Linked DNA regions of Homo sapiens: region 2 is linked to region 1. Evidence: chromatin loops called from intact Hi-C (ENCODE). Cell type or tissue: GM12878. All regions are shown on one strand.

Evidence for each region. A loop is a pair of places that touch in the nucleus more often than their neighbours do. Peaks named below come from ENCODE experiments on the same cell type or tissue, not always from the same donor. Only the 100,000 strongest peaks of a DNase experiment are listed, where the experiment ranks them.
Region 2: it touches region 1 in a loop (4-fold over the local background); 1 of 110 quality-filtered maps calls a loop at or near these places.

What each region holds. Positions count from the first base shown.
Region 1 is chr6:114,995,419-115,000,418 of GRCh38, reverse strand. It overlaps LOC107986639 (a long non-coding RNA gene), which reads right to left. Exons shown (of 3, transcript XR_001744318.2): 2 at 2,000-2,162. Among named protein-coding and RNA genes, the nearest start is that of LNCPOIR, 450 kb to the right of the region's middle. RefSeq lists an enhancer at 2,525-2,614. In GM12878, no CTCF peak of the experiment used is centred here; a DNase peak (open chromatin) is centred at 2,448; H3K27ac peaks cover 433 bases.
Region 2 is chr6:115,048,543-115,053,542 of GRCh38, reverse strand. It overlaps LOC105377960 (a long non-coding RNA gene), which reads right to left. Exons shown (of 3, transcript XR_942905.1): 2 at 2,723-2,820; 3 at 63-100. Among named protein-coding and RNA genes, the nearest start is that of LNCPOIR, 510 kb to the right of the region's middle. In GM12878, no CTCF peak of the experiment used is centred here; no DNase peak of the experiment used is centred here.

The DNA of each region.
Region 1 (5,000 bases):
GATCCCCAAACTTCCGGGCTGCAGTTAAGACGGCCTCTTTTTCATTGGGAGTTAATGTTTGACCTAACAACAATGTAATATCTTTCCATGCTAAATCAAAAGATTGTCCTAATCCCTGTAAGACATCTATGTATCCATCAGGATTATCTGAGAATTTTCCTAGGCCCGGTTTGATCTGTTTTAAGTCTGAGAGGGGAAAGGGGACATGTACTCGTGCTGGGCCAAAGTCTCCTCCTCCTACCACGGCTTGGAGGGGGCACAATTGAGACCATTGGCACCTTTCAGTTCCTTGACTATTTTTTTGTCTGGTTCCTTTTGGGCCATTAGGGCCAAAGGAGAGTCCTTACTAGGGGGAGCTGTGGGGAGACCTGGGTATGGGGGTAAGCTTTAAGGACTCCCGGTAGGATGTAAATTACATTTTTTACATAATTGTGGGTTATCTCTTAATGAGAAAAAAACCTGTACATATGGCACTTCACTCCATTTGCCCTCTCGTTTACTAAAGAGATCTAGCTGTAGGATGGTATTATAGTTTATACTTCCCTCAGGTGGCCATGGATCTCCTCCGGGAAGAGGATATTATGGCTAGGCAGTGCTGCAGAAAAATATGTTACTTCTTCTTCAGTGTTTGAGGGTCGAATTGGTCCCAATTATCCAGAATATACCTCAAGGGTGGCTTCACTTTTGAGGGAGCGCCTCCCATCTGAAAGGAGAACACAGGAGTGCCCACACCCCTAGTCATCCCCTAGTAAGCACTAGCCCTAGGGTGTCCCCTATGGTTCTAGTGTCCTTTTCTTTCCAGGGTGCACTATCACTCATGGAACACTGCTTATCAGATTTAATTGCACTTAACTGACATAGCAGTTTTGCCCGCACTTGTTTCCCACCCTTTTTTAGCCACAAAAAAGGGGGCCGGGGCTACTGGATTTTAGTGGCTCCTTACCAGCATGCCCACAATTGCCTTTGCATCTGCGAGTAGGTCTTAGGTTTGGGGTATATTTTGAGTTCAGAGACCAGGCACCAATTAGCATATTTCTGGGCCTGGAGCTTTCCCAGCAAGATAAATTCCTTGAAAGTGGCACTGAAGCACAACAGTTTTAGGGTAGGCAGCGGCAAATTGGAGGACCAAGGTTGGAGCAGTGCTTTTTGTACCCAAATTTTCTGTCAATAAATAAGAATATTTATTGACCTTTGGACTTGAATCGGGGGACCTATTGTCTGTTACATTGTTTTCACCCTATACCTCTGACTGCTTCTAGTGGACAAGTTCCACAGTTCTAATCACTGATCCCAGGCAGGAAAGGTGGTAATTAAAGTAGCCTCTACAATCTGGAGTAAGTTTTGGGCAACAAAAGGAAAAATGTCCTAGGCCTTCTATCAGCCACTGGAATGCCTTTTGATGTCCCGGATAGTGCCTAGGGTGTAGGTTATGAGGGACAGGTCCCCTATAAGTATATTGATACCCATTTGCATAAGAATAAGCCTGGGGGCACCATAGGCAAGGGTCTTGGGATTGCCACCCCTGTCAACTTAGACTCCTAGCTAAAAGATTCTTAGACTCAGGGGTAGGAAAGATCCTAGAGAACAGGGACCCAAGAAATTTTTCTCTGAGGACATTAGGACCCAGGAGGCATGGGTCAGAAAAGGCAGGGAATGCACACATGGGCGGCTGCAGCATAGCGGCTTCTCACTGTGCCATGATCTGGACTGATCAGTGCTGGGAGTCCGGGACAACAGTTTTCCACCTTTAGCCAGCCGTTGGCTTTTCCTGGGTAAAGGTAGAGAAAGGTGGAACTGGTTTCAGGCAAACCAACGCACCCAGCCTGGAGGGCCGGGGGTTGTAAAAGAGCCGTTTCCCAGAAAGCCTCACACCCATGTCTTAAGTCTGGTGGCCAGGCTTGTCACTTTTAAATGGCCGACAGGTGCTTGGTGTTTTCCTTCAATTTCTAGTGAGAAGGTAGAACAGAATAGCAAGCAAAAGGGGTCCGATGTTACTCACCACTTCAGAGAAATCCCGGACAGGCCCCCAGAAATGAGATGAGAAGTCTCTTCCGATCGAAGGTTTTTATCAATTGAAGAGTTTGTGGTTCCACGGGCTTCAAAGAATGAAGGCTTGGACCGCAGCAGTGAGTGTTACAGCTCAATTTGAGAAGCATGCAGACCTAAAGAGAGTGCTGGGTCAAGATTTATTAAAGCCAAAGTAAAGCAAAAGTGAAAGTAAAGCTTCCACACAGTGGAAGGGGAACTGGAAGGGTTGCCATTTCTGGCTTAGGTGTCTTATGCTTATATCCACTTATGACTCCTCCCCTTTTCCTTTTTCTGTCCTATAGGATTAGCTTATTTTCTATCTGCTTGCAGGTTGGCGGGCCTGATTGGTTAAAAACATCAGGCTGCAGCTAGAGCTTAAACCCCCTATACGATTGGTTGAAGTTTCAATCCCTTAGTTTATAGCTGTGACTCATTTTGGCTTAGGGGAAAGTCCCCATTGATTGGTTGAAGTTTCAATCCCTTAGCTTGCAGCTATGACTCATTTTGGCTTAGGGGAAAATCGCCTTAGGGAAGTCCGTATTGACCCAGGGAGTCCAGCCCACTTAGCCACTTAGTCCCTCAATATGGACAAAATTAAGCTATAAATGCAAACATAGATATAAATAAAGTATAGTTAAGCCATTATATATACGTGTATATAAATGTATATGTGTATAGTTTATGTGTATATGTTTATGTATCTATATCTTCACTGTCTCTATTTCTACATATGTGTGTCTTATGAAAATATGTTTGTATCTGAAATATACATATATACAGATACATATGTGTGTGTGTGTATACATGTATATGCGCATTCAAGATATTGGCAGAGCCTGGGGTGGAGGAAGAGTATAAAAAATGGTTAAATGAAAGTCACCTAAACTGAAAACACCCAAATTTTCCACATTTTATGATCTGTGTAGCAAGCCTAGGGAAACAAGAGGCAATGACACTCAATTAATAAATGAAAAGCATTTGGGTAGAAAGGAGTAGACAAAAAGAAAATGCCATTCAGGATTCATTTTATTTTTTACTTTATTTATCTTGATTAAACCAACTCAGGACTAATAAGGAGTGAAAATACAGGAGATAGGTGTTATACTGCTGAGTTTCTCACAAAAAGAGAAGGTGATTGGAAGGCAACTGGCTTTTTTTTTTTTTTAACTAATTTACCATGTGTAAAATGTCATTGAAATTTTCTTTATTTGAAATGCTATCTTCTAGAATTAATTATAGAAATCCTTGTATGGATTTTTTTAATGGCTTCATTCACACAAACCATTTTTTTCCTATTAAGATTTGATTGCTTAGTGGGAGATGTCTCTTCCATAAAAACGAATGTGTTTATGAATTCCTTCCTTTTAAATAATGTTTGAAGAAACTTGTTAATCCAGCAACCATTTTTGTAGCATTCTTATGTTGTGCTTCTGAAATTGTGCTTGGAAGCTCATCTGTAACTTGATTTATATGTCATGTAGTACATATTTCCTTCATGTAGAAGGTTAAGCACTTTCTGATCATTTATTTCATTTGAGCTATGTTAGTTTTGACTTGTAAACCAAAAAAAATAAAAATAAAAATAAATTCTAAGCCCACCAACCACCTGAATGGACTCCTCTTGGCCAGGAGCATCATAAAGTAAACCTGAAATAGTAGTTCAGGCCATGATGGGAATGTGGGGCCGGACATGCCTCATTCTACCTTCCTCCCTTTAGAATTCAGGCACAGCTGACCAGTATTAACATTAAAAAAGATACCTTCAGACTGACAAAGGGAATCTTTGTAATAATGCGACACCAACATGATAGACAGCAGGCCCTGATAGAAATCCAAGTGTTTTACCCCAAAATATATTTCTTTGACATAGTTTTAAATGGCCCTGCAAAGCTGTCTCTTTTGGGGAAAAATCTACATTCTGTAGAAAATCTCTGTACCTTTTTAAGTCAGACAAGAAACATTTGCAATCTATTCTCTCTGATGCCTGCTACCTGGAGGCTTCATCTACATAATAAGAACCTTGGTCTCTACACCCTCTTATCTTAAGCCAGACACTCCCTTCTATTGATTTCAGGTCTTTAGATAAAACTCTTTCAACCAATAGACAGTCAGAAAACCTTTGAATCCACCTATGACCTGGAAGTCCCTCTCCACACTTCAAGTTGTCCCACCTTTCCAGACCCAACCAATGTACATCTTACATGCATTGATTGATGCCTTATGTCTCCCTAAAATGTATAAAACCATGTTGTAGCCTGACCACCTTGGGCACATGTTTTCAGGACCTCTTGAGGCTGCGTCACAGTCCATTGGTCAATCATATTTGGCTCAGAAGAATTCTCTTCAAATATTTTACAGAGCTTGACACTTTTCATCAACAGACTGCATAATTTTTCCTGGCATTATACATTTCTATATTCACTTCAATCACTCTGATGCTCATGATTTAGCACATAAATTATACGGAAAATACTTAAATGTAATGTTCAATTTCACAATATAGATTAGATTGTTACTGAGCAAGATGGCCTTAAAAGTTCCCCTTGGCTTGACTACACTGTACACAGGTTTCTTCTCTGGTCTTTGATCTTCCTTTCCTTAGAGCATTTACTTTAGAAAACTTGAAACCAAATTCTTTCTCTGTGACTTTGAGATATAAATCTTCTTTTAGCTTCTTGATGGTTTTACATCCCAGGATTCTTTTTCATGTGGACCTTGGAACTGTCCTTTTGAAATGTGATCATCAAGAAAGACAGTGCTCCTATTCTCTCCTTTCTGTGGGAGGGGAGGAGCCTGCTTTCCATTAGTACCAATTATAGAACACAGATAACCTAATCACAATGACAAATTTTTTCCCTAAAATCTTCCAATTTTTAAAAAATTTATTTAGAAGGAACAAATGCAGATTTGTTACCAATAATTTTTCAGTAGCTCATCCTAGCCTTAATAACTCTCTGGCTTTGTGTTTCAAT
Region 2 (5,000 bases), 53 kb before region 1:
AGGACTTTTTGCAGTCTTCTTGAAAATGTCTACTTCAATAAAGTGTTTGAGTATTAAAAAACTAAATATTTCCTGCCAAGTAAAAGTGTAACAAACATTTCTGTAAGAGAAAGTTAAGGAAATGAAAGTCTACAAATTCTGATTTCTCTACAAGTCAAATGAAGCCATGAACCTTAAACATGACGTGCACTTTCTATTCTCTGTTTCTCACAAAAGAAAATTCTCATCCATCATTCCTTTGAATAAATAGCATTTCTTCCTAATTATGTCTTTTAGATATTTTTTGAATCCTGTTTGGTTGTGTTAAATTTTCGCACTTTTTCTTAGAACTTTCTAAATCTCTCTTTTGTATTTCTCATATCTTTAAATATCTGAGATCAATAATGGAAAATTCTTCAACTATATTATCTATTCACTCTCTTTTTACTTGTCTGTAAGTGTGTTTAACCCATTTATTTCATTTTTAATTTGAATGTTTATGTATAAATATATATAATTATATATAAATCAAATTTTATATGTATATATATACACACACACATATATACATATATATCTCCTTGGTTTGCTTTTTATAATCTTTTGTTGTTGACATATATTTTCAAGATTTTTGAAAATGTATTTTTAATATAGTTAATACAAAAATGTATTTTTTCAATATATTCCAACTTTGATGATTCAAATTTTTTGGAGCCTTTTTTAATCTAACAAGGCTAATTATTGTGTTAGCTAATGCTCACACATGGTGACTTGTTTTCTTTTATTGTGCAATATTTTAAAAAATCTGTGACCCACTAAGTTTTTTTTGGTACTTTAACTCTGAAAATTATTTGTGGCTTATTTATTATTTACTTGATTTCTTACATCTTAGAATATTTGCATTTGCTTTTGCCAATTCCCTGTGGGAAATATCAATCCAGGACAACTTAAAACAAAATTTTCAACTTTAGCTGTTTGTACCACTAAGGTACTTGAGTTCAATCATTAAAATTATTTGAGAACTTGTTTATGTAAATTGTGTAGGGAAATGTTTTTCTTATTTCTATTCTTGTTTAATATCAAAACAGGCAAGTTTCCTTCTTTATGAGCCATTCAGTTCTCAATTACGCTAACACTGAAGAACAGAAATGTTAGAGTGAATTACCTTACCAAAATATCATAATAATTAAGAGATAAATCCTAATTAATTAAGTGTTTTTTTTGGCACAAAGCTAGAGAAATTAAAAATAGACCAGAATGGCAGTTCTGTATAAATAGAACTTGATGCAGGAAACAAATGGCCTTTCAAATTACAGGGTAAATGATTTTCCACCTTCCATTGAATATGTAGTGATGGAAAATAGGTTACCTATAGAGAAAAAAATTAAATACCTACTTTACTCCATATAGAGATAAAAATTTTAATTGAGTATGATTTACTTACGAAAATGACCCATTTAATGTTTGAGAAACCATACACATCCATAGTGCCGTGTAATTCAGAAGATCATTTGTAATTGCATGAAATTAACTCACAACAAAGGAAAATAGGTTGAGGCTTAAATGGTGTATATACATTTTACATTTCTCAAAAATTCCAATTACCAGCTATAGTATCAAAAGTATGCTCAAATAGCTTAAGCTTCCAACTACTTTTTCCCCATTTCGTGGTTGTTACTGGTAAGCGCTCCTAGGTTCTTGTCTGTGCCTGTCTGACTGCTCAAATGCAAAATTTCTGATAGTACAGCAGCAGTGATTGAGCAGATGACTAAAAGGAGTATTCAGAAATACTTGCAGTGGCGTTTCAGCTCTGAAATTGATTTCTAAGTTAGATATAAAGGCATATACTGGTGGAAACTTTGTGAAGTCAGCCTCTGTTTGAGACTAATTTCTCAGTATAAAATGTATATTATTGGATTTTACTTGAATTTTTTAAACCAAAAGAAGAAGGCTTTTTTTTTTTTTTTTTTTTTTTTTGAGGGAGTTTCGCTCTTATCCCCCAGGCTGAAGTGCAATGGCGCGATCTCGGCTCACTGCAATTTCTGCCTCCTGGATTCAAGAGATTCTTTTGTCTCAGCCTCCGGAGTAGCTGGGATTACAGGTGCCCACCACACCTGACTAATTTTTTTTTTTTTTTTTTTTTTTTTTTTTTTTTTTTTTTTTTTTTAGAGACAGGGTTTTGCCACGTTGGCCAGGCTTGTATCCAACTTCTGACCTCAGGTGATCCTCCCACCTCGGCCTCCCAAAGTGCTGTGATTACAGGCATGAACCACCACGCCCGGCCACTTCATACCTGAAATTCTAAATTTCCTCTGCTTTCCTTGAAAAATAATTATGCTTTAATAAGAACATAACTTGTTCTAAGCAATCATAGTTTGTCTTCATCTATCTTTTTTAAGCCTGTTTCTGCATCTTCCAAGGGGTAGTTCCAACTGCTATGTTAAATCTGGAAGTGCGAGCACCAGCTTTCCCAAGAGCCATGCCAAGGCACACACCACCTCAAGAATTCTCCTCGAGAATATTTCACTTCAAGTGATTCAAGCCGGGTACCCCAGTGTGGACTGTCATTCCACCTTCTCTTTCAACCTGTAATCAAGCTTCAACTCCCACTGATGCTAGTTCCTTTATCTTAGCATCCTTCTACATCTGTCTTTTTCCTTCCATTCCTATGGCTTCTAGCCTAGGACAGGCCCTCTTAACCATTTCACTGGACTATTGCAATAACTTGTGGGCAGGCTTTCACCTTTAATTTGGATCCAATCCTCCATACTCCAACCATCCGTTCTTCACATCACTGATAAGATTGCCTTCTTCGATATTAAGGAGATCATTCTCTTCTCCCTTAAAAAATTAAGTCCAAACAGCTTATTATTGTAATTAAGGCTTTCACTAAATCATAACTTACATGTTTAAAGATTCTGTTTATATTACTTTTAAATACTTTATATTTAATGATAGTTCATCTTGGCAAACATATTCCAAAGAGCAAACAGATAGAAATGTATAAATCACCTTCTATTTTTTATTTTCATTTTTCAACTTAACTCTTCAAAAAATAATTGATGAACTCCAATATTAACTGAATCTATTTGTATATTTCCTCATTAGTTAAATGAAATATTTGTAGTGCCTATTAATGGCAGTTAAAGTACAGTTTATGTCAGTGGAAAACAAAAAAATAAGTATGCTCAATTTAAATAATTTTTAATATCAAGACTATAATTCACCAAGTTGAACATTAATCATGAAAATTTTAAAAAAATATATGTAAGGCAAATTTTGAATCTTGCTATTGACCATCTTGCTTCTAAAAACATATTATGGAAAGAATATTAGGCATAATAAACTTATTTTTAAGGTAATGAATGGGAAATTATATTTTCCAATTGCTTTCCTATGGAAGGTGACTACAGAGTATTCCAGTCATACCGGCAACATCCTGAGCTTATTCTGTTTTTAACAGGAATAACAACATTTTAATATATATTGAGAAATTCCTTTTCTAACACAAATATGCAGAGTAAATGCTGTTTTTTTAATCTCTCTTTTGCAGTCTCTTTTGGCCAAGAAAACATGCTCACTCTCAAAAGTATAGATATGTTTTCATGTCACTGACCAAAATAATTGGAAGAGAAGCAACTGAATTTTTTCAAAATCCTACACAATTTAAAAAAATAGCTCCACTTGCGGACAAGTTGGTGACTGCAAAATCGTCAGTTTTCTAATTTCCACCAAGTTATGGACCTCTCCCTGGAATCAGGCACTTCAGTGAAACTTTACTAGGTTATAGTGTGGCAGCTGTATGGATCATGTAGGTTTGCATTCTGAACATTTATCCAAACTTATAAAGTCTTTTCATGCCTCATGCATAAACAACAGATTGTTCTCTCCTGTTGTCAGTGTTTTCCAATGCGCTAGTGTTAGTCTCAGTGGTGCTGCTATCTCACTTTACCAAAGACCAAGACTACTATAAATTATTTACAAATGAATTTATTTGGACATAGATTGGAGAAATTTTACCTGAAGAATGTGCCTTCTCTCTCTGCCTCTCTCTCTTTCTCTCTCAACATTCCAGTAAAACAGTTTTCCAGAAAAAAACACTGGACCAATTTGGCTTAAGTAGTTTTTCTCTGTAGCAATCATAAATATTATCATTGCTCCCATTCATTTCACTAATCATATATTCACAGGTATGAAATACTGATGTCTATACATTGATCTCTAAGGAAACTTTATACTTGTGTTGAATAAAGCTAACTCATAGACAAACTGACCATGGTAGTGGATCATGTATTATTATTCTAAAAAAGGAAAAATATAGAGGAATTTAGAATCTGAATATGGACCCTCAGTATGGAATAAACAGCTAGCATATTGCATAATCTTTCTATTGAAGATGCAAGTTAGAAAGAGACCGTCTCATTTTCCTGCTCTCTCTATCAGTAGCAGGGCGTATGTTATTTTTATATCAATCAACACATATGTGCTTTTGGGGAGTGATTAGTTATGATGAGTTTCTCCTACTCTTCCTGAGAAATCAAATGAATTTCAATTGCAAACTCTTTGTAGGCAAAATTAGTATCTATCTTGATTGACCTTGTATCATCAAGGATGATCACCATCACTTTGACACATTCTAGATATCAATAATTATTTTTGAAAGAATTAATTGATAGACAAGTTTTGAGCCAGCAAATAGATTTTCAAAGTGCCATCACCTACTATGTTTAACGGACTCACATACAATGAATTAAAAATAATATAATGAGATACACAACAATTATTTTCAATGTCAGCAGCAAATAGAAGGCTTGCAGTGTTAATTTACTTTACTTCCTCTATCACCACTGCTGCTCCATATAAGACCACATCTCCCAACCCCACCAAAATCATTATACAACCTAACTAAAAGTGGTGTAAACAAAACATTTTGACAAGTCTCCTAACTCTCCATTCCAATTAGACATCTTATTATAAAAAAAGGGAGGTGTAGAAAGGCAAGTGAATAAAGTGAATAGCTT